Regions from separate parts of the Mus musculus genome. Here all the other regions are linked to region 1. The links are chromatin loops, found by intact Hi-C in ENCODE. Cell type or tissue: heart. All regions are shown on one strand. Region 1 has its middle 3.0 kb from the start of Foxa2. Region 2 has its middle 27 kb from the start of Gm25516. Region 3 has its middle 40 kb from the start of Gm24221. Region 4 has its middle 67 kb from the start of Gm25516.

Region 1 (5,000 bases):
GAAGCCAGGGCTAGCGTTCCGCACCTGCCGCTGGGCGCCCCGAGCTAGCCCATCTCCTGCTGTCCCTGGCACTCCCAAGACCCCGACCTGCAAGCAGGCGTGCTGGCGCCCTGGTGGAGTCCCTTCCTTTACGTCCACGGGGAGTCTTCCGTGGACCCAGAGACCTGGGATCAAGCCACCCTTGGAGAAACTCAGGTCTCCTGCTCCCGCCCCGCCCCTCCTCATCGCCCCAAGCACGGGGTTCGTCAATCCGAAGGCGCGTACCGCCTTGGTGGCCTGCAAAGCGAGGCAAGCCAGATTTATTTATCTCGGGTTTCCTCCCTTTTAGTGCACATTCCCTGTCAAAACAACAAGCAGGTGACAGCCAATTTGCAAAGCGCTGTCCTATTTAGAAAAACTGTGTACACACCTTTAACTCGCTGGCCGCTGCTCCGGAGGCCCCTCCCCGTTACAGTTAAGTCCCGGGGCGGCCTCAGGAGGCGCGTAGGACTCGCGTGGTCTGGCCGCCCTGGTCGTCAGTTACCTCAGTCCTCTTTCTGGCTACCCACCTCAGTCGGCCTGGAGAGACCCGTTTAGCTGCAGCCAATACCCGGGAGGCAGCGATTTGCCTCTGGCATGAGGGCCTCGGTGTTTCAAGGTTACTTTTCAGTTAAATCCAAGGTGCCCAAAGCATTTCGTAACTAAAACAAACAGGGCAGTAGGTGGGGGTAGGGCAGGAGAAAAAAAATCAATAATGGGCCTTGTGGGATGACTTCAGGAGGATCTGTGTTCTCTGCCTGCAGAGACCAGGACTGTCTTATAAAAATTGAAAATTTCAGTTTCTTTTCTCTTTAGCTTCTAGGTGTTAAAAAGTGTCATTTGAAGTGTTGTCTTCTGCCTTTGAGGCAGAGGCAGGAGGATCTCAGAGAAGTCTAGGCTGACCTAGTCTATAGAGTGAGTTTCAAGACATCCGGGCTACAGAGAGAAACCTTGTCTCCCCAAACAAAACAAACATGAAAACAACAGAGTATGTCATTTATATTGTTAGCTACCAAGACCGAGACTAAGGTAAGCCTAGATTTTGGAGTGGAGGGTCTTGCCGGCGTTTTTATGTGGACAGTCTTTCTTGGTTCTGAAAATGTGACTAGGATGTAGGGATACAGTCCCAAACTCTTCTCTCTAGGAGATGGAGAAAATAGGAAATAGTTGGCCCAAATCCAGGTGTCCACAATTTCGTGTGGTAGAAGAAGAGTACATAGAGGTGGCAGGTACTGGGGTGAGCTTTGAGCATGGAAGCCTGAATGAGAATGGAAGCCAGATTGGAGGGTAAAGAAAGAGGTCAGCATCCTTTTGGACTGAAGACGCAGCAACATCAGTGCCCTTTGCTGCTGAAACGCACATAGTATGGACAGATAAGGTATTAATGTGTCATCTGAAGCAATGCAGAGCACGAGTCCCTCAAAGGCAACGCCTGTTTTCCCGCTGAAGGTGAATCTGACGTGTTCACCTAGTGAACACAGGGAACCCAGAGAGATCAGATCCTCCAGCATCTTCCCCAGGACCCCACAAGGATGACCGCAGACTTGAAAAAGAGGGGTGCACATGTTGTTTATAGATGCAGCTATTTTTCAAACTTAAAGCAAAAAAAAAATGCAGGCACCCAACTCCCCCCCCCCCAAGAGAGACACAGAGAATCACAGAGAGACAGTTCCACTCCCCACCAGAGAGAGAGAGAGAGAGAGAGAGAGAGCTCCATCCCCAGAGAGAAAAAGGCAGACAGAGACTGAGACAGCATTCTAGTTCTGTCTAGAGATCTTACATGTCGAAGTACAGTACACGCGCACGCACACACAACAAGGACAGTTCTCTCAGGAAGTGAAACTCAAGATATCAACATTCCGGTTTATTCTGTCCGTCGGTCTGTCTGTCCGTCTGTGTCTGTCAGTTGGTCTATTCCACCACCCCTCTCTGTTAAATGCCAGGGTATTTGTAAGCCTGTGGGCTGCACTGCTCTTTGATTGTGCTCCCAGCTGAAATTTGATCCCAGAAATTATTGCACGTGTAAAATTAGTTACCAAGCGCTGGGAGAGTGGGTACGCGGAGCAAAGCATGCTTCTCTCAGATCTGAGAATTCCTACCGTCCCCTCAGACACTGTGTGTGCTCAGATCTCAGGATAGCTGGGAGCGCTAACATCCAACTTCCACAGTGACAGGGCGCCCCCTGTCGGCCGCGAGGATTTCGGGGTCAACCCCAGTCCGGTCTTTTAGCTTTTGGAATCCTAATCGCGCTCCAACTGCTGTCCCTGGGCACCTTCTTCTGGCCCCATCTCCACCCAAGTGCTCCGCGTGGAAGTGAACACAGCCAAACCCGCGTCTAGTCTCCTAGCTCCGAGAAAGGGTGGGTCTGCGCATGACGCCACCTGGAACATTGGAGTAGAGGTGTCTGCGACCATCCCAGCACCACTGGCCGCTGGCATTCAGTGACCAGCCGGGGAGCGGGGCGCTCGTAGACTTCCGAGCGAGCGGAAACATTCTGGCAGCCCGGGGTCTCTCCCTAGGCCTCTGGCTTTGCAGGCGCTCGCTCTCGTTGGCGCGTACGCCGGTCCTCCCCGGAGCCGCCGTGATTTCTAAAGGTTTATTCAGAGCCCTGGCACCAGACCTTCAAGCTGGAATGCTGCAAACTGCCCCAGGTGCCTCTCTCCAGGAAAAAGTTCTCGGGAGCTCCCGCTGCACACAGATGTAGCTCTGATCCCCGGACAGTCTAAACCTCACCTGGGGCCGAGCCATACAAAGCGTTCCTTTGCCTGCTCCCTCCCTTTCGTCCCTTCTTCAGTCCAGCACTGCAGCGACAGTGTAAAGCCTCTTTACAAATGACCACTGATCTCCTAGGTTTGTTTTTGTTTTTGTTTTTTATTCTAGAAGTAGTGCTGGCGGCAATAGGGGCCCCTCTGATTTGGCCTCAAATATTGGCTATCTCTGCTGTCGCTGGAGAGAGACTGAGATCCAGTGTCCCTTAGCAAAACTGCTCCCCAGAATTTTCTGTCAATGAAACTAGCTGAAGAGCACATCAATAAACAGAACTCAGCTTCCCTGCTTAACGCTGTGCAATTCTCTAGTTGAATCCAAAATCTCAATGCAGAATATAGTATGTCAAAGGTAACACTTCATTTTTTGTGGGTGTGGTGTTGTTTCTGAAATGTATTTATTTATTTTAAATTTTATTTTATTTTTAATTTATTTTTTACACTCCATATTCCATTGCCCACTCTCCCCATTCACCCTCCAACTGCTCCACATCCCACACCTCCTTCCCACCCCAGCCCGTCTCCATGTGGATGCCCCCACCCCCTACCCCACCTGACTTCTAAACTGGGGCCTCCCGTCTCTTGAGGGTTAGATGCATCATCTCTGAATGAACACAAGACCCGATGTCCTCTACTGTATGTGTGTTGGGGACCTCATATCAGCTGATGTGTGCTGCCTGTTTAGTGGCCCAATGTTTGAGAAATCCCGGGGGTCCAGAGTAATTGAGACTGCTGGTCCTTCTATAGGATCACCCTTCTCCTCAGCTTCTTCCAGCCTTCCCTAATTCAACAACAGGGGTCAGCTACTTCTGTCCATTGGTTGGGTGCAAATATCTGCATCTGACTCTTTCAGCTGCTTGTTGAGTCTTTCAGAGGGTTCTGAAATTTATTTTTTAAAACCAGAACCCGCCCCAGGGTTTGTCTGTCTAGCATTTGTGCATACCCTCAAATATTCCTGTGTGTGTGTGTGTGTGTGTGTGTGTGTGTGTGTGTGTGTGTGTGTGTGTTTTGAGAGAATCGAAACACTTGTCTATGGGGAGTACTAACACATCACCATAGGATATTTACATGTGGGAATGAAGGAAAGGGTTACTAGGCTGCATGTGTTTGTAAAAACACACACACAAAAAAATGCCTATAAAAGTGAGGTGGGAAACAAAAGCAAGATTTTAATTTTAATAAGCCATGTTGGCTTTTGTGGCAAGATTTATGGGAAAGAAGGAACAGGTAGGAAATCATTGTAACATGAGTGTGATAGTGTGATTGGATTGGGGATGTAACTCCGTGGGAGAATGTGCTTTGTGTGAGCATGGCCTAGGTTTCATTTTCTTCCATCAAAACCAAAACCAAAACTAAATCAAAACCAAAACAAAACTGGATTTCATTTGGGTGATAGAACTATGTCTTCAGTGTATACTTTTCTGCAGTACAGCGACACTATTTTGTATATTGTTTATGTTCCATCCTCCTTTATTATGTTATGGATACCTAACACACAGTAAGGTTATTAGCTCTCATGTTAAGGATGTCTTTTTAAAAAAAATAATTTGTACAGATGGTCACCCACTTCTCATTCTGGAACAATGGAAGAAGCCATCATTCAAACTGATTCTGATTCTGCTAAAACTGGGTTTCTTTTTCTTATTGGTATCAGCCTATGGACTCTGCCCTTCTGAGAGAGGAAATGCAGAGCTGTTGATGGCAATCACAGGGGGCATTCCCAGCAGGGTTCCACTGCAGAGCAGGGGACAGAAGACAAGGTTCACCTGAATTCAGCACGCTCCCCCCCCCCCATTTTAACGCATCGTGGAGCTTGTTTGGAAGTCTGGGTTTTAGTTATGAAGGTTTGTCATTTATAGGCTGCCCTAGAAATTGAGAAACGCAATTGCAGACTCCACTCTCATCTGCTTTGCTCAATACAGACGGCCAGCGTTCTGCCCACTTGGGTTGAGAAGTTGAGGAATATTTCTGAGACATGCTTAACATCTCATCCACAATTCTTGCACTTTTAGCATGTTTCTGGTGTGTGAAGCTCTTACAGCAGGATTAAAATAATTGCAAGAGATGAAAATAAAAGATAACAACTCATGGTAGCAATAACAACAGAGAACCGTGAGGAGGAAAGTCTCTGCTGAGGGATGCTTAAAGTAGACACACCTACATCTGTGACCCTGGGAGCTTCTATATTCATTTGCATGCTGTTCTTGGGAGAAATAA
Region 2 (5,000 bases), 200 kb before region 1:
TTCCTCAAGAGGCAAGAGTAGGTAGGAGGTAGCCTATTCTTGGAGGCCAAGAGAGTGACAGTTACCAAGGGATGGTGGTATTTCAGTCTCCTGCATCACCCAAAGCATTCTAAATGCATCAGGGAAGATGGGTGGAAATACGAGTCCTCTGAATGTAGTGAGAGCCAGGAAGCTTTGACAACCTCTGAGGAACCAGTGAGGTTAAGGTGGATACACTGGCAATGCAGAGAAGCAGAAAACATGAAGCCATCAGATAAAGTAAGCTGCCTGTTTCATAAGACAGGAAAATAAAATAGGTTTGAATGTGCTAGTATGTGCTGAAGAAACTCTAGACCATCACTTAAGAGATCATCCGAATCCTCAAATCAGAGCTGTGAAGGTCTTGGCAGGGGGTTGGACAGACATGGCATTATCCCATTTTTTATTTTTCCTAGATTTTTAAAACTTTGGAGGCCAATCTATTAATACTAACTGAACTCTATCTGTGAACCAAATACCTAAACACTTTGAATTTAGACTGTTTACATTAATTATGTCCATAGTATATGTTAAACAGAGCAGCATTTTTATATACCCGTGGTGGAGCAGTGACACCGTGTAGTAGATAGAACTTTCCTAGGCTGCCAGTCCTGCCGGGGACCTGCAATGACCCCAGCCACTCCACTTACAGGGCAAGGCTCCAGGTTAAGTCTTTCTTAAGACAAGATCAGTGCCGTGCCACAGCAAAAGTATTTTAACAATTTAACTCACTTTTCTAGAAAAGAAACATTTGCTTCTGGCTTGAACGGCTTCCATCTTAGGGATGTGCAGGAAACTGGGATGCTGTGTTATTTTTTCCTTTTGATAAACAGGGAGAAACCTTCATGCTTGGTTTGCTCCTGGAGGCTGACCTGTGTAAAGCACAGGAAGTCCTGAAGAGGTGACAAACATATACTGCCATTAGTTTAGCTGTTAATGGACAGTTTGTGCAGGCTGGCCTGTCCCTAGCAGAGCCTGCCAGAGAGGCAACATGACAGTGTATCAGACAATGTTAGTAAAATCACTGGCACCCTCCATGTGAGTGTGCTTTCACTGGGTTATTAAAATGGCTCAGAACGTCCCGTGGCCCTATTTGGGTAATGTAAAAGTGGTTTCCATCAAGGGACTAGTCTGTGGTTCACCACAATAGGAATCCTCTGCTGCTTTAGAAATGCCACGTTTAACCTTAGCATGATGTCCGGTCCATGTTACTAATCAGATCTCCAGAGCAAGGAAATAGTTCATTCCTGGATACTTTCCAGCCTATTAATAGCTCTTGGTGACATTTGTTTCGCATTTACTGCCCCATATATGAGACAGACAAAGCCAAGCTTTCCCTGGGTTATGATGTACATCTCACTTTCTTAGACAGTTGATCCAAGATAAAATTAAATTTCAGTGTCTTATTTTTCAGTCTTGATTCCTTAAGGCAAGTGTGGAAAATGTAGGAGGCAGCTGGTGTGTGATGCTCTAGGTGCCTAGAGGGAGGTCTGGTCATGTCTTTCAGTGGCATCTGAATCCAGATACAAGAGCCTTCACACAGACCCCAAGACCATGTGTGTCTGGGGACATAGGTCCTTTTCCCTTGGTAACCCCACACTTGAAGAAAAAAACAGTGGCTTGCAAACTATAGAATGAGGCATGATTTATTGTCCCTCTCTGTTTGCTTTCCTTATGTGCACAAATGTGACAGCTTGTGGCGACTGAGGGCTAAATTTACCATTGCACAGCACAAAGCAAAATATCCACACAAAAGAACCTTCCTCCTCTGCAACCCCAGAACTTCTGTTCCATTTCCTGGTCATCCTCTCCGCACTGGACTCTTCTGCTTCCCTTCTCTTTGCACTCTTCCCTCTTCTCAGATGTGCCCAACTAATGGCTCCTACCACTGAAGTCTGGAGACTTTTACTTAGAAGTGTCCACTGTAGGAAACTGGGGTACAGCGCCCCACTCCAACTTCACCTGCCAACCAGCTGTGTTAGCAATGCAACAGAATTCCACTTCATGTGTGGAGTCTAAAAATACAACTGCTTAAATATGAATAAGCCGCTGTATTGAACCCTCAGCAAGTACCACACTGTGGCTTGCCCGCCTCTCCTTTAGATGGCGCCATTTTACTGCAGGGAGACCACTTGGTCTCCCTTTTCCAGTGTCAATTAGTATTCACTGTGCAAAAATCAGGAAATTCCTTCATTATGCCGGTGCCCAGTGCCCGGTAGCAATCTGATAATTAAGGTGGTGCTTCGGCATTTCCATTATAAACTCCACTTCTCAGGGAGGGTTGTGCCACCGCAATAAGAACTTGCTGAGAGGTTTCACCTTGGGACATTTTAGAGCAAACACTGCATTTCCCTTCTTAAGGGTCTTTTTTCTTAATCATGTTATGTCAAGTCTGAGAAATTTATTTTTCTCCATGTGACCAAAAATAATTAAGAATTTATTTAGATTTTTTTTTGCAATTTTAATTCAGGCATTGGTTTGCATCTAACTTCACAGAAACAAGCAATATTTGAAGTAATACATCCATTAATTACCCTGATTTGATCGTTACAGTGTGTACATGAATGGACATATCACACACTATCCGTAACTTTGTACGATTAATATGTGGACAATTAAAAATGGAAGAATGTGAAATAAGACGCAAGATGTCAAAGTGTTTTAATTTAAAAAAAAAAAAAAAAGGAAAGAAGTGTTTTGAGTTTTGAGGCTGGTTTTCCCAAAATGTTAAGTGGTTCCTGCATTGCCTTCTCCGTGCCCTCTTGTTTTAAGTCTATGTTGAAGCCTTCCACAATTAGGCAATACTGACTTGTGAGACCATTATCCAAAACTTTACCCTGAAGGCATTCCTGTAGGTGCTTTCTCAGAGTCACTGCGTGCCCCAGCCCCACTGTCAGCAGAAGCTTGAGCCCAGAACCAATGCAGACACAAGGGCTCTACTGTGTAAGTTCCCAGCCACCATCTTACAAGTTTCTGGGGCATCATCTGTATGCCCCACATCAACACCTGTGGGCATTTCAGAATAGACTCCATTTCCTTTGTTCTGTTTTATCATCAGACATTGAATCATATCATGTGTCCTACCTTCTAGTCATAAAAATACCTACTTACAGTGAGTTTTTCAGTCTACTGAAAAAATATTTGTACAGTTTTATACCCCTCCTTATACAGGCTCCAACCAGAATAAAATCTCAACCTAACGACACATTTCTATTATCCATAAAAATGCTCTTACTTTTAAGAGTCACTTGTGGCTGCTAGTGACTGTATTAGCTTGTTTGCTATGGCTATATCTAAATTCCTCAGAGTGGGTATATTACAAAGAAAATAGGTTTATTTTACTAACAGCTTTAGAAGCTGAAAGTCCAAGAGTGGGTGACCCTCTCAGCTCAAAACTAATGGGCCAAGCGTCCAGCATATGAGTCTCTCTGGGGCAGACACAAGCCTCACCAAACAAGAGCAGCAACTACCTGGATATGCCTTTGTTTCAGTCTCTGGGAGAATTTTTTAATGGAATTTGTAAATTGTATGTAATAAAAGCATTATCAATATATTATCTATCTTTCTTTTTTAAAACTCTACATTTCTATATTATTTTAGCAGCTATGTGTGTGAGCATGTATGCATGCCATGCTGTATGTGTGGAGAGAACAGCTTGTGGGGAGTTGCTTCTCTCCTTCCACCACGAGGGTACCAGTGATCAAACTGAGGCCATCAGGCTGACAGCAGGCATCTTACCCTGTGAACCATCTCACCAGTTCACAATTATCTTTCTTGTCACCATGATAGAATACAGGACATAGTCTAATGGTGGAATAATTTATTTCGGCTCACTGTTTCAGAGTCCCCCTACTCTTAGACACAGCTTCATGGCAGAGAGCATGTGATAAAGACTTGTTTTTATTTCATGATGAACAAAACAAGAGAAAGAAATGTCACATAGGCTGACTGATTTTAACTTTTGAGTCTAACCAGGCCCTTAACCTATGGGAAGGTTCTGATTGATCTTCCCACCCTCACGGAATCCTTCCTCCATGCTCACAGATAAAGCCAGTGGTGCACTCCAACAATCTCCCAGTTGAATCCAAACTGATAGAGAAGGTTATGGTCCCACAGGTAACAATGGATGTCTACACGGTGCATTGCCCAGGTGATATTTCTCTACTCTTATTTTGTGAGACCAGAACAAGGTATACCAGCCACACATTTGATCTGATCCAAATAGAAAATTAATATCTGAGTGTTTGTTACCAACCTCCTCTGTATGTCACTAGCTATTATTTTTGTATACCGACACTTATGTGTCCATCTAAAAGGCAGATTTGGGGCATATGCAGGTCACAGTTCCAGGATTTGTAGCTCTAAAATCCATGTGGGTTCAAAGGCAAGTCATGGAGTCAGAAGATCAAGGTGACACAGAAATGAGACATGCCTCAGTGCCACTGGGAGCTGACACAGAAAAGGGAAGGAGAGAGAGAGAGAGGAGAAATGGGGGTGAACAGCAGAAGGGAGCAGGACTGTGTCACTTCCCACAATTATAGTTGATATGTAAAAAACTAAATAAATTCTCAGGTGAGTCATGAGAATGGGAGTCGAGTTACTTTTGTGTAACTGATACAAAGATTGAAAACAATTCCCTCCTTCCTCCTGTGTTGGCCCAGTCTACAACATCTGTTTCTCAACACACAGACACACACACACATACACACACCAAGGTAGATTTTAAGATACTAATTTAATTGTAAATCAAGATTGATTGCCAGGAAGCAGGAACAGAGGACTTAACAAATGATGGGGCAGAGGTGTGTGTAGCTGGAGCTCAGCTGTAGAGACTTCTTGTCTGTAGGAAGTGGAGCCATGCAGGAGCCTGAAAATCATAGTTGAGTCTAGGTTGCTTCACTGCAGAAGTCTCCAGGATAGAGCTGTCAGGGACAGGTTGGATAGGGGGGTTGAATTCTTTATGCCAGATACAGCTGTGTCCC
Region 3 (5,000 bases), 62 kb after region 1:
ATGAGAAAAGCAAGCCAGGCCAGCAACTTTCCTCAACTACTGTCTGAATGTAGCACCAAGAGCCTCTACACGGGGAGGAAGCTGCTGCATGGGGACCCAGACCCACTCTAGTGACAATGTGTCTGCCAACTCCATCTCATTCTCGGCCCATCTTGTTGCTATGTTTGCTGAATAAGAAATGTCTACTTCCGCCTTAGAGTTATAATGTGATTTTGACAAAATATTTCCCTTGTGTCCTATGTGTGCCTATGTGTCCCTAGACAAAACTGAGTACTTAGTATTGTCTTCAGTCACCATCACCTACCTTTGTCACTAGGTGGCAGGACAGGAGACATCCTAATACCATATGACATTAAATGAAGAATTGCTCACTTTCAGGACACCAAGGACAAACACACAATCATGGATACAGCTGAATTTAGGGAACTATGGTTTCTGGACAACTTTGTAAAGCCATTTTCTACATATTAAATTATTTCCCTTTCACATAATCTAACAAAACCGAGGAGATTTTTCAGGTAAACTCTTTTCTCTGTAGAGATTGAGAGATAATATTTAAGAGAGGCATTAATGGATGCACATACCCACAGCTGGTATGTTTCTAGAAGAAAAGACAAATGCACAACTATGCTTACTGCAGCATTTTTTTTTTACCGTGGCCAAAAAATGAAAAAACCTTAGTGTCCATCAAAGGATGAGTATATAAAGAAAATTTCATACATACATACATACATACATACATACATACATACATACATGCATACATACATACATACATACTTAGGGAATCCTATTTATCCATAGAAAGGTGAAAACCTGGGGCTTGTGGGATGGCTCAGTAGGTAAAGGTGCCTGCTGCCAAGCCTTCAGAGTTATTGACAAGTAGTCAAAATGATTCGTTATTAAAGAGTAATTATTGGAAAATATTAATAAGGCTATAATTAAAGCTAGCTCTCTATTCTCAACAGCCAGCAGAATGGGAAAGAACAGCACAGGCATCTTTCTCCTGTCAGACTCAGCACAGGCAATCCTGTCTCACTACAACCCCCATCTATCACCATTAGTAAATGCTGGTAATTTGAATCTATTGGTTTTAAAGGTTTGCTTGTAGTAAGTGTGTATACTTACTTGGCTGTTTACTGGCTACTTAAAAGTGACACTTATCTGATATTTCTGATGTTTTACTGCTGTACAAGTTTAAATTATGTGTGTGTGTGTGTGTGTGTGTGTGTGTGTGTGTATGTATACATACATAGAGATAATCTCCTAATGTAGTTTTTTTCAAGACAGGGTTTCTTTATGTAGCCTTAGCTATCCCAGTACATGCTCTGTAGACCAGGCTGGCCTTGAACTCACAGAGATCTGACTTCCTCTGCCTCTGAGTGCTGAGACTAAATATGTAAGTCACTACATCCTTGACCCTATTGTGATTTGACATGCAGTTTTTAAGCTTTGCAGTGGAGCAGTGGTAGTACATCAGCTGCCCTTTCAAGGTGGATACCCTTAGAATGGTTCTTTGTCCCACTTTCAATACAATGTTCAAGAACTTGTATGAGATATCCAGTACTTTATTATGTTGGAGGACGCTGCCCAACTTGGGCTGACAGGAGGATTCAGAGTGTGTTCATTCAAGTCAGAAAAAGCTAGGATGTTGGCTAGATTAGGAGAACAAATAAGGTCTTGACAAACCAGTCATAAGGTTAAAGTAATGAAAACTGAAGACCCGTTATATATCCCACTTGCCTAAACATTTGCTTTAGCAATCTGCAGACGATTGTGGGGGTAAGATTGGGTTTGCTGACTCTGTGGGGTGCCAGAGACAGTAGTGTATTATACAACACTAGTTGGGACAGAAGCCAAACCAAGAATATGAAGCATGGTTTCCCACAACCTTTGCCACTTTTGCATGTTCTGAGGTTGAGAAATAAGTCAGTAGACCTGTGAATTAAATGCGTTTTTGATTTAAGCCTTTTTCTTCCCTTAGAAACGGTGTGGTAGAATAAAACCTCACTGCAAATGAAGGAGTACAAAGTGTATTACATAAATGTCCATGAGTTGATTCTTTCTAACTAGGTGACCCTTGCTGTGGGTCACCAGACAGGGGCCTCCACTTCTGGGCCAGAACTTCTGGGTTCAGTGAGTGGTAGAAATGGAAGACAGGACTCTCCCCCTAGTGGTGAAAGTATAGCACTGCTCTCAAGCCCTGGGCCACCATCAAACTCTAATCAGGGGTAAAGCAGAATGAGGGGTAAAGAGGGAGCTGCAGCAAGATGATGGGGAAAAAAAACATGAGAAACTATTATGAATCTTGTTTCACTTTGTTGACTTCCAGAGCCAAGCAGACATGGTAATCCTTACGTGGGCCACCTGCCATCTCTCTGGGACAAATCAGAGGCGAAATAGCAGCTACACACCCTGTTTCCTCAACAGTTTCAGACCCTGGTTCATTCTGACTTATTCTACTGTCAATCATGCTATTATGAAAAAAAAAAGAGCATTGTTTGTTTGGGGCCAAACAGGGATATGCATTAGAGCCAAAGTCTTCGTTCAGTGGGTCTACAGATGTGACCACCACCTCCACAGAAATTTAAGTTGAAAAGTTTCATGAAGAGTCAAACTAACGCAGAACCAGTTGTGGGTAAGAGGCTGCATTTGCTCAGGGGTTTTTAAAAATATTCCCTGTGGGCAAAATCCAGTGTGTTTTCCATTTTGAATAAAGTTTTATTGGTGCACATCCCGGCCACTCATTTTTATTTTCTCCAGGGCTGTTTTTGCACTACAATGAGATAATTGAGAACTTGTCACAAATCTTTAGTTTCTGGTCCTGTACTGAAAGTTTACTGACTTCTGAATTCCAGAAACAAGAGGAAAACTGTCCCTTCGTGGAGAAGCTGAGAAGGCCCAACGATTATGACAGCATGGAAGAATTTTTAGCCCTCCTCTAATTCTGGGTTGCAAATAGTCTCACATTCTCCTACCACCTTGGTAAATAATTTTAAACTTCATAATCCATCTTTTGCAAAACCATTGAGAATAACATAAGAACCACATTCTATAGGGTTGTCAAGTGGTGCCATATAGGCTAAGAATGTAGATGGACTGTGGATAGGTAAATGGTAGTGCTCTCTCTGCTGACCTGGCTGTGTGTGTGAGCATAGGATGAGGGTGGTGGCAAGGGTGAGTTGCACTGGGCATATATATATATATATATATCTATCTATATATATATATATATATATATATATATGAATGAAAAGAAGTACAAAGCTTAAAGAATTTGAACATGACCTTGACACTTATTGCTTAGTAGATACAAGGATCTTCCAATTAAGTAACCTCGGAGACATCATGTTGATGCTGCTGCCTATTAGAAAAGGAAGGTGAGGTTCAGGGTCTCACATTCTCCTATCACAGAGTGTAGGATATTGCCAGACCTGAGGGCTGCTCATGCTTGTCAAGGGCCCACGGTGTGCTGACCCTTCCTTTGGGTATTTTCTGTGTGGGAAGGTAAGTGTCCATTCACTCTTTCAGGAGAGAGAGAGAGAGGGAGGGAGGGAGGGAGGGAGGGAGGGAGGGAGAGAGAGAGAGAGAGAGAGAGAGAGAGAGAGAGAGAGAGAGAGAGAGACAGAGACAGAGAGACAGAGAGACAGAGAGACAGAGAGACAGACAGAGACAGACAGATAGACAGACAGACAGAGACAGGGAGCTACAGCGCGAGCAGAGTGCTGAAATTCATACTAATGTAGGGTAATCTCGTAGGTATGCATGGTCGACTCTTCCACTCTGTTCAGCTTCCCACATAGATCGACCTGGGAGAAACACAGGTCCCTGGGGTCTTGGAACAATCAATAGCCCAGAGCTTCCCTCAAAAATACCTCAACACCAAAGGGTTGAAGCCAGACCCTTCCTCGCCCCTGCCCCTTTTGTGTCCGCATTGCACTTGCGTCATCTAGTGGACAGACATGAGAAGTTCCACAGCCAGGTCTCTTCAAAGTCAAGAAGCAACCAAGCAATTTTTGTCAGCTTATCCCAGTGTCCCTGAAGGCCTCCTCCCAAAACTGGGGACAGGCAGACGGGAAATACTAAAGTCTGGGAGCCAACGTGGCAATGAATATGTCTGTGGCAGTACATGGGAGCATGTTAGTACCCAACTTTCTTCTCAGCAAGACATATGCTCTTTTCAACACCTAGGAGACATTTGACAATGTCTGGAACATTTTAGGATTTTAGGACAGGATATGTTACTGGCATCTTGTGTGTGGAGACAGTCATATAGGTAAGCCTCCACCATAGTATGGGTCACCCCTACAATGTGAATGAATTAATTTCCTATGTAACCCAAATAGTTCTCCCTGGTATAGGGAACCCAAGAAGTATAAGAGAAACAAATAATACCCCAATATGCAGATCACAAATAAAACTCCTGTGTGAGGAACCAAATATAATATTCTCAATGTGGGGCATCTGAATAATATTATGAATATTGGGGCTCGAACAATACCCCAATATGGTAATCTGCCTAATAACTCTTCAATGTGAAGAGTCCTGCTCTGCTTTGCCTATAAGGATGGTCTATAGAAGGTCTTGGTGCTGTGAGACTGTATACAGAGACCTTGCACACGTTATTCTTTTTGTAGAATGTTCTTCCCATACCATTCACTTTTTCAGGGCATATTTTCCCTCCAAACTCTGCCCAGCTCTCACTCCCTCAGGGCTTCCCACTTGCACACCTCCATTCTTGTCTTGGCTTGATTTTCTATGGATGGATCTTAGACAAAGATAAGAAGACAAACACTTTATATGCAAAGGGGACTCTAGAAGGTCCAGAAAAATCTGGTCTGCACAGATTTTTCCCTTCTTCTTCTTCTTCTTCTTCTTCTTCTTCTTCTTCTTCTTCTTCTTCTTATTATTATTATTATTATTATTATTATTATTATTATTACTGTTGTTGTTGTTTCTGAGACAGAATCTTACTATGTAGTTCACCTCTGACCTCAAAA
Region 4 (5,000 bases), 240 kb before region 1:
ACAGTAACATGAAGCTAATATATTGTTGTACCATGGGCAATATCCTCAAGTGCTCAGGCCAGTTTGATCTGAATTTCTTACCTTGAAACTTGGAGATCAGTTCCTAGAAGTTACAGTACATGTTGACCTCTGAAACTCAAGCCAGGAATGCTGGCAGCCTGGCTTGTGGTCCATAAAGCTGTGTTTTCAGGAGTAGGGATGTGCGGAGCTGAATGTTAAGTTGCAGTGCCTGGGTGGAGAAGGCACCTCCTGAAACCACAGGCTGCTGTCAGCAGCAAACCCTGCTGTGTCTAAGCCCCCATCCTCATGCACCTGGATAGTCTGCATCCTCAGGGCGGAGCAGTTTCTCACACTTCCTTAATCAGACTCCTGTCAAGGACTGTGGTGGCCAGATCTGCAGACTTTCCTCCTACTGCTGGTTTTGCTTCCCTGGGGACATTTCAGACTACTGCATTTTCCTTCTTATTCACACCGCTGCTGCTGGTGCACTGGGGCTGCAGGAAGGTCCCCCGACTTGTTACCAGGCTAGCTATAAATTCACCAGGGAATAGATTTGGGTCTTGGGTATAACCTCAGAAACAATGAGAACTTCAGGAGGTGAGAGGTGGCTCCTTCTGTTTTGCAGCCTGGGCGTTAGAAACTGCCTTTAACCTTGCTCTTTAATTCTGATAGAGAATATGGAAGGGGAGGATTTATTGATCTCTACCCCCACAGCAAAGGAACTAAAGCTCAGAGAGGTTGGGCTTCTTCCCAAGGTCACAGAGCAGTGAGCCTCAGAGCTGAGCTTCTCTGGGGTGGGCGTCCATCAGATGTTAGATGAAGGACCTCATTTTGCAAGGAAGGTCTAAACGGACACACGGTCGTGCTTGCTAGTGTTTTTCTGTGTTAGTGCTGTCTCTTGTGGAGATCCCAGACAACCTGGAACAAGCTGCCATCCAGTCTAAGTATATTACATCCACTTCAGCAAGAAGAACAGCAGCTGGCCACAGGCATTAAAAAGACACCAGGAAGAATATTTGCTGGGTCTTGGTGGGAATGGCTTCCAAGCAGATCTTGGAAGGTGGGAGGGTGTTGGCACAGGGTACAACTTTTGACCTTGTCAGTCGTGGCTCAACACAGATACCCAGAATAGAGTCAATAGAGAGAAGAAAATGTTCCTTTGGGGTCTACAGGACATAGCTATACCCTCCTAATTGCAGCAGCATTTAGTACAACACCCAAGACATGGCAAGAGTTTACATTCCACCCATGAGTAAATTTATAGAAAGGACAAACCAAACATGGTATATGAAAACAAGGGAATATTATATTCAGTCTAAAACTGGAGGAAAGACTACCATTTGTCACGATGATGGCAGGCTTGAAGGACACTGTGTTAAGTGAAACAAACTAAGCACAGAAAGATGAGGAATGGATATCTCACTTCCTGTAAAATCTACAAAAATCAAACTGTAACAATTGGAGTAGAATAAGTTGCCAAGGGCGTGGAGAGGGAGAAATACAGAAGTGTCGATAAAGGGTGAATCACGCAAATTAGTCCAGTTAAGTTAGTTCCAGGCGTCTAAGGGAGAGCGGTGACTGTGGTGTCCATAAAGCTTTCTAACGGGCATCCCTTACTCTGAGCACTCACCAATACATTAAGTTATTCAAGGAGGAATCATGGGGCGTCTATTTATGGCATACATGCAACTTTATACATGATAAGCATGTGGCAAGAAAAGGAACTTTTAAAAATAAAAGAAAGTTTGTGACATCATGCATGAAGCCCTGGATTAAGTCCCCAGGACCAAAAACTAAAATAACAAACAAACAAACAAAAAAACATGAAGGAAAATAGCACCTGTGGGATTTACTGCTAGGAGGATTACAGAAACCACTGTCTCCGAGTGTCCTGAGGATGCCTGCATTAGTCTGCATGGATCTCATAGAACTGAACCTCAGGCTTTGAAATCATCCCGAGGGAGGAAGTAAGTGGGTGTGGTGACATGAAACTTGCTGCCTTCTGGAGTCAGAGCTCATGGCCCATCCTTTGTTTAACCTTTCCACTCAGATCCAGTCAGTAAAGCTGGCCTCTATCTTGTAGCTATAACCCAAAGTGAAAAACAGCAACATAGTAGATACAGCTATGCAGGAGCTACAGAAGTTAAGGATAACTCCCAGAATGTGTGGCCGATATCATCTTAAGAAACTAAATGGCAAGGCTTCCTTTCTGTTAAACATAAACACACATGTACACTAAAAAGATGTTCTGGTCTTGGGGGTCAGTTGGGTTTGTTGTTGTTTTGTATTTTAGTCAGTTGTGTCATACTTTGGCCTCAATTTATTTCCCCCACCCGCTTGGGTTTTTAAGTTTTCTAAGTGCATGAGACATTTGTTAGCTGTCCAATTCCTCTAAGAACCCTTATTTGGCCACCAGAGGGCAGATGAGACCAACAAATTACCCCCAGACATGGGGGCCCCTTCATTGTGGTTCATCTGAACTGGAAACTCCCTCTTTAAGCTGGATTAAAGGTTAAATAAAGAAGGCTATGCGATTCTTTGGGTATGATTGGAGAAAAATTGTGGGAAAGGAGGAGAGTTTCAAAAACGGTCTCCAAAGTTGTCTTTAACTGTTAAAGCTGTACCCTGACCAGCTGGTAGCTTTTCTCTCCTGTCTGCCCTCCTGGCCATATTTGGTACAGAGACCATCAGAATGTCCACGGGTACTCCCCTGAAGCTCCAGAGGGTCATCTCAGTTCTGCAGCCCTCCCCCTTATGCAGAATGTCAGTCAGCCGTGTAAGTTAGATGCTACAAAGATGAGTTGGACTTACAAAGCTTCATGATAGATAATCTCCAACTTTGCAGCATTCTGGAAAATGAAAAGCTATAGAGATGGTGGGCTGGTAGGCTTAGGAAAGGGACATTGGGGTATATGGAGAGATGTGCTGAGGTAGATGTGAGGCTTTTAGAGTGGGGTAGGGTACTTACATGGTCCCTGTGCAGGGTATATGGCACTGTGTGTTTATCTCAATCCATAGAATACACAGCACAAAGAAGCCCCAGTGTGAACCAGACCTTCATTGATGGACACATCCACACCCTGGTTGCAGCAGTTGCCACACTAACACAGCTGTCGAAGGCAAGGAAGATGTTGAATTGAGGCTGAGAGTGCTTGTGCCCATTTTGTATTCCTTGGTCAAGTTTCTGAAAATCATAAACTACTCTAAAAATGCAGTTTATACACTTTCTAAAAACTCAAAGAAACATCCAGCCTAGATGATGTTCTTGGTCACTGTTGATATCTATGTCCTCAGTGGTGGTTCAAGGGTAGGTAGAGACCTGACTCTTGCTGGGCCCTCAGTGTCCCTGGTGCTTATGGCTCAGAACCCTGGGATTCTGTGGCCTTTGAGCTGTAGGGTTCCCTCCCTTCCTTCTTTCTCCTTGAAGAGTGACGACTAAGGGCTACTTGGTGAAGATTTGAGTAGCTGGGTTATTCTCATTGCTTTACATCAAAAGCAAAAGGAATGCTAACTATTGATGTCTGTAACCTGGTATTTAGGCATTATATAGACTTCCAGAAGAAGGCGTGGCCTAGATTAGAGGTATCTGAATTAAAGGTGTGTCTTCCCACCTGGAAGACTGGGTTAGAAGAGGCTCTTCTCACTTTGTTTGATTTAATTAAGCAAAAATCTTTCACAGGTGTGCCCAGCAATTTGGGGGGATTTCAGTTAATTCTAGATGTAGTAAAATTGACAACCAAAATAACCATCACACCAAAATAACCATCACCCGACTCAAGAAAGAAACCTTCTGCATCAGACCACAAATATCTTGTAACTTAAAGTACCCTGATTGGGGTGGGGGTGGGGAACACAAAGCCACTTCTCAAGTTAGCTTCCAGTGTCCTGGAATGGCATTGTCCAACAGAGATACAACCCAGTACATAGAAACAGGTCAAGTATTCTACTGACCATGTTAGAAAGGTAAAAACAATGATGGTATTAATTCATAATTTATTACATATAATGTAGCACACCCAAGCTATCTTCATTTCCAACCTCCAAACCCAACACTGTGATATGTTACAGTCTTCCATACTTTTCTTTACACTAAAATTTTGGAATCTACTGATGCTTTAATGTAGGGCTGGACATGATGGTACATGGCTTTAATTCCAGCACTTGAAAGGCAGAGGCTGTTAGGCTCTTTGTGAGCCCAAGGTTAGTCTGGTCTACATCGTCAGTTTCAGCATATCCAAGAATACATAGAGAAAGTCTGTCTCAGAAAGAAAGAAAAGAAAAGGAAGGTAGGAAGGAAGGAAGGAAAGAAAGAAGGAAGGAAGGAAGGAAGGAAGGAAGGAAGGAAGGAAGGAAGGAAGGAAGAGAGGGGGGAGGGAGAGATAGAAAGAGAGAAAGGGAGAGAGAGAGAGAAAGAGAAAGAGAGAGAGGGAGGGAGGAAGGAAGGAAGGACGGAAGGAAGGAAGGGAGAGAGAAAGAAAGAAAGAAAGAAAGAAAGAAAGAAAGAACGAACGAACGAAAGGGGGAGGGAGGAAGGAAGGGAGGGAGGGAGAGAGAAAGAGAGAAAGAAAGAAAGAAAGAAAGAAAGAAAGAAAGAAAGAAAGAAAGAAAGAAAGAGAGAAAGGGAGAGAGAGAGAGAGGGAGGGAGGGAGGGAGGGAGGGAGGAAGGAAGGAAGGAAGGAAGGAAGGAAGGAAGGAAGGAAGGAAGGAAGGAAGGAAGACAGGAAGACAGGAAGACAGGAAGACAGGAAGGAAGAAAGAAAAGGAGGAAAGGAAGAAAGGAAGAAGGTGAGGAGAGAGAGCTGAATCTGTACTTAGATTTCATAAAATTGATATTTGCAAAGGTAACTAGTTCAAAACTCTCTCAGAAGTCTCCAGTGACTGAACGAAATATCACTTCTTAACTGTAAGTTAACACATCTGCAGATTTGGTTCTAAGGTCTGTGAATGTCTTTCCTGGTGCTCAGCATCCCCTGGCAGTGGAAGATGTGGCCCAGGGGTTA

What was found. Hi-C counts contacts between places; a loop is a spot of excess contacts. Peaks named below come from ENCODE experiments on the same cell type or tissue, not always from the same donor. Only the 100,000 strongest peaks of a DNase experiment are listed, where the experiment ranks them.
Region 2: it touches region 1 in a loop (11-fold over the local background); 9 of 42 quality-filtered maps call a loop at or near these places.
Region 3: a loop joins it to region 1, with 2.1 times the contacts of the local background. A loop is called at or near these places in 2 of 42 quality-filtered maps.
Region 4: a loop joins it to region 1, with 8 times the contacts of the local background. A loop is called at or near these places in 18 of 42 quality-filtered maps.

Annotation. Positions count from the first base shown.
Region 1 is chr2:148,046,451-148,051,450 of GRCm38, forward strand. It overlaps a transcript of Foxa2 not described here. Among named protein-coding and RNA genes, the nearest start is that of Foxa2, 3.0 kb to the left of the region's middle. In heart, a CTCF peak has its summit at 2,200 (motif pointing left); a DNase peak (open chromatin) is centred at 2,321; H3K4me3 peaks cover 1,765 bases; H3K27ac peaks cover 609 bases; H3K27me3 peaks cover 4,753 bases.
Region 2 is chr2:147,845,390-147,850,389 of GRCm38, forward strand. No RefSeq gene overlaps it. Among named protein-coding and RNA genes, the nearest start is that of Gm25516, 27 kb to the right of the region's middle. In heart, a CTCF peak has its summit at 2,132; no DNase peak of the experiment used is centred here; H3K27me3 peaks cover 274 bases.
Region 3 is chr2:148,108,177-148,113,176 of GRCm38, forward strand. No RefSeq gene overlaps it. Among named protein-coding and RNA genes, the nearest start is that of Gm24221, 40 kb to the right of the region's middle. In heart, CTCF peaks have their summits at 2,174 and 3,954 (motif pointing left); no DNase peak of the experiment used is centred here; H3K4me3 peaks cover 266 bases.
Region 4 is chr2:147,805,806-147,810,805 of GRCm38, forward strand. No RefSeq gene overlaps it. Among named protein-coding and RNA genes, the nearest start is that of Gm25516, 67 kb to the right of the region's middle. In heart, a CTCF peak has its summit at 2,411 (motif pointing right); no DNase peak of the experiment used is centred here; H3K27me3 peaks cover 621 bases.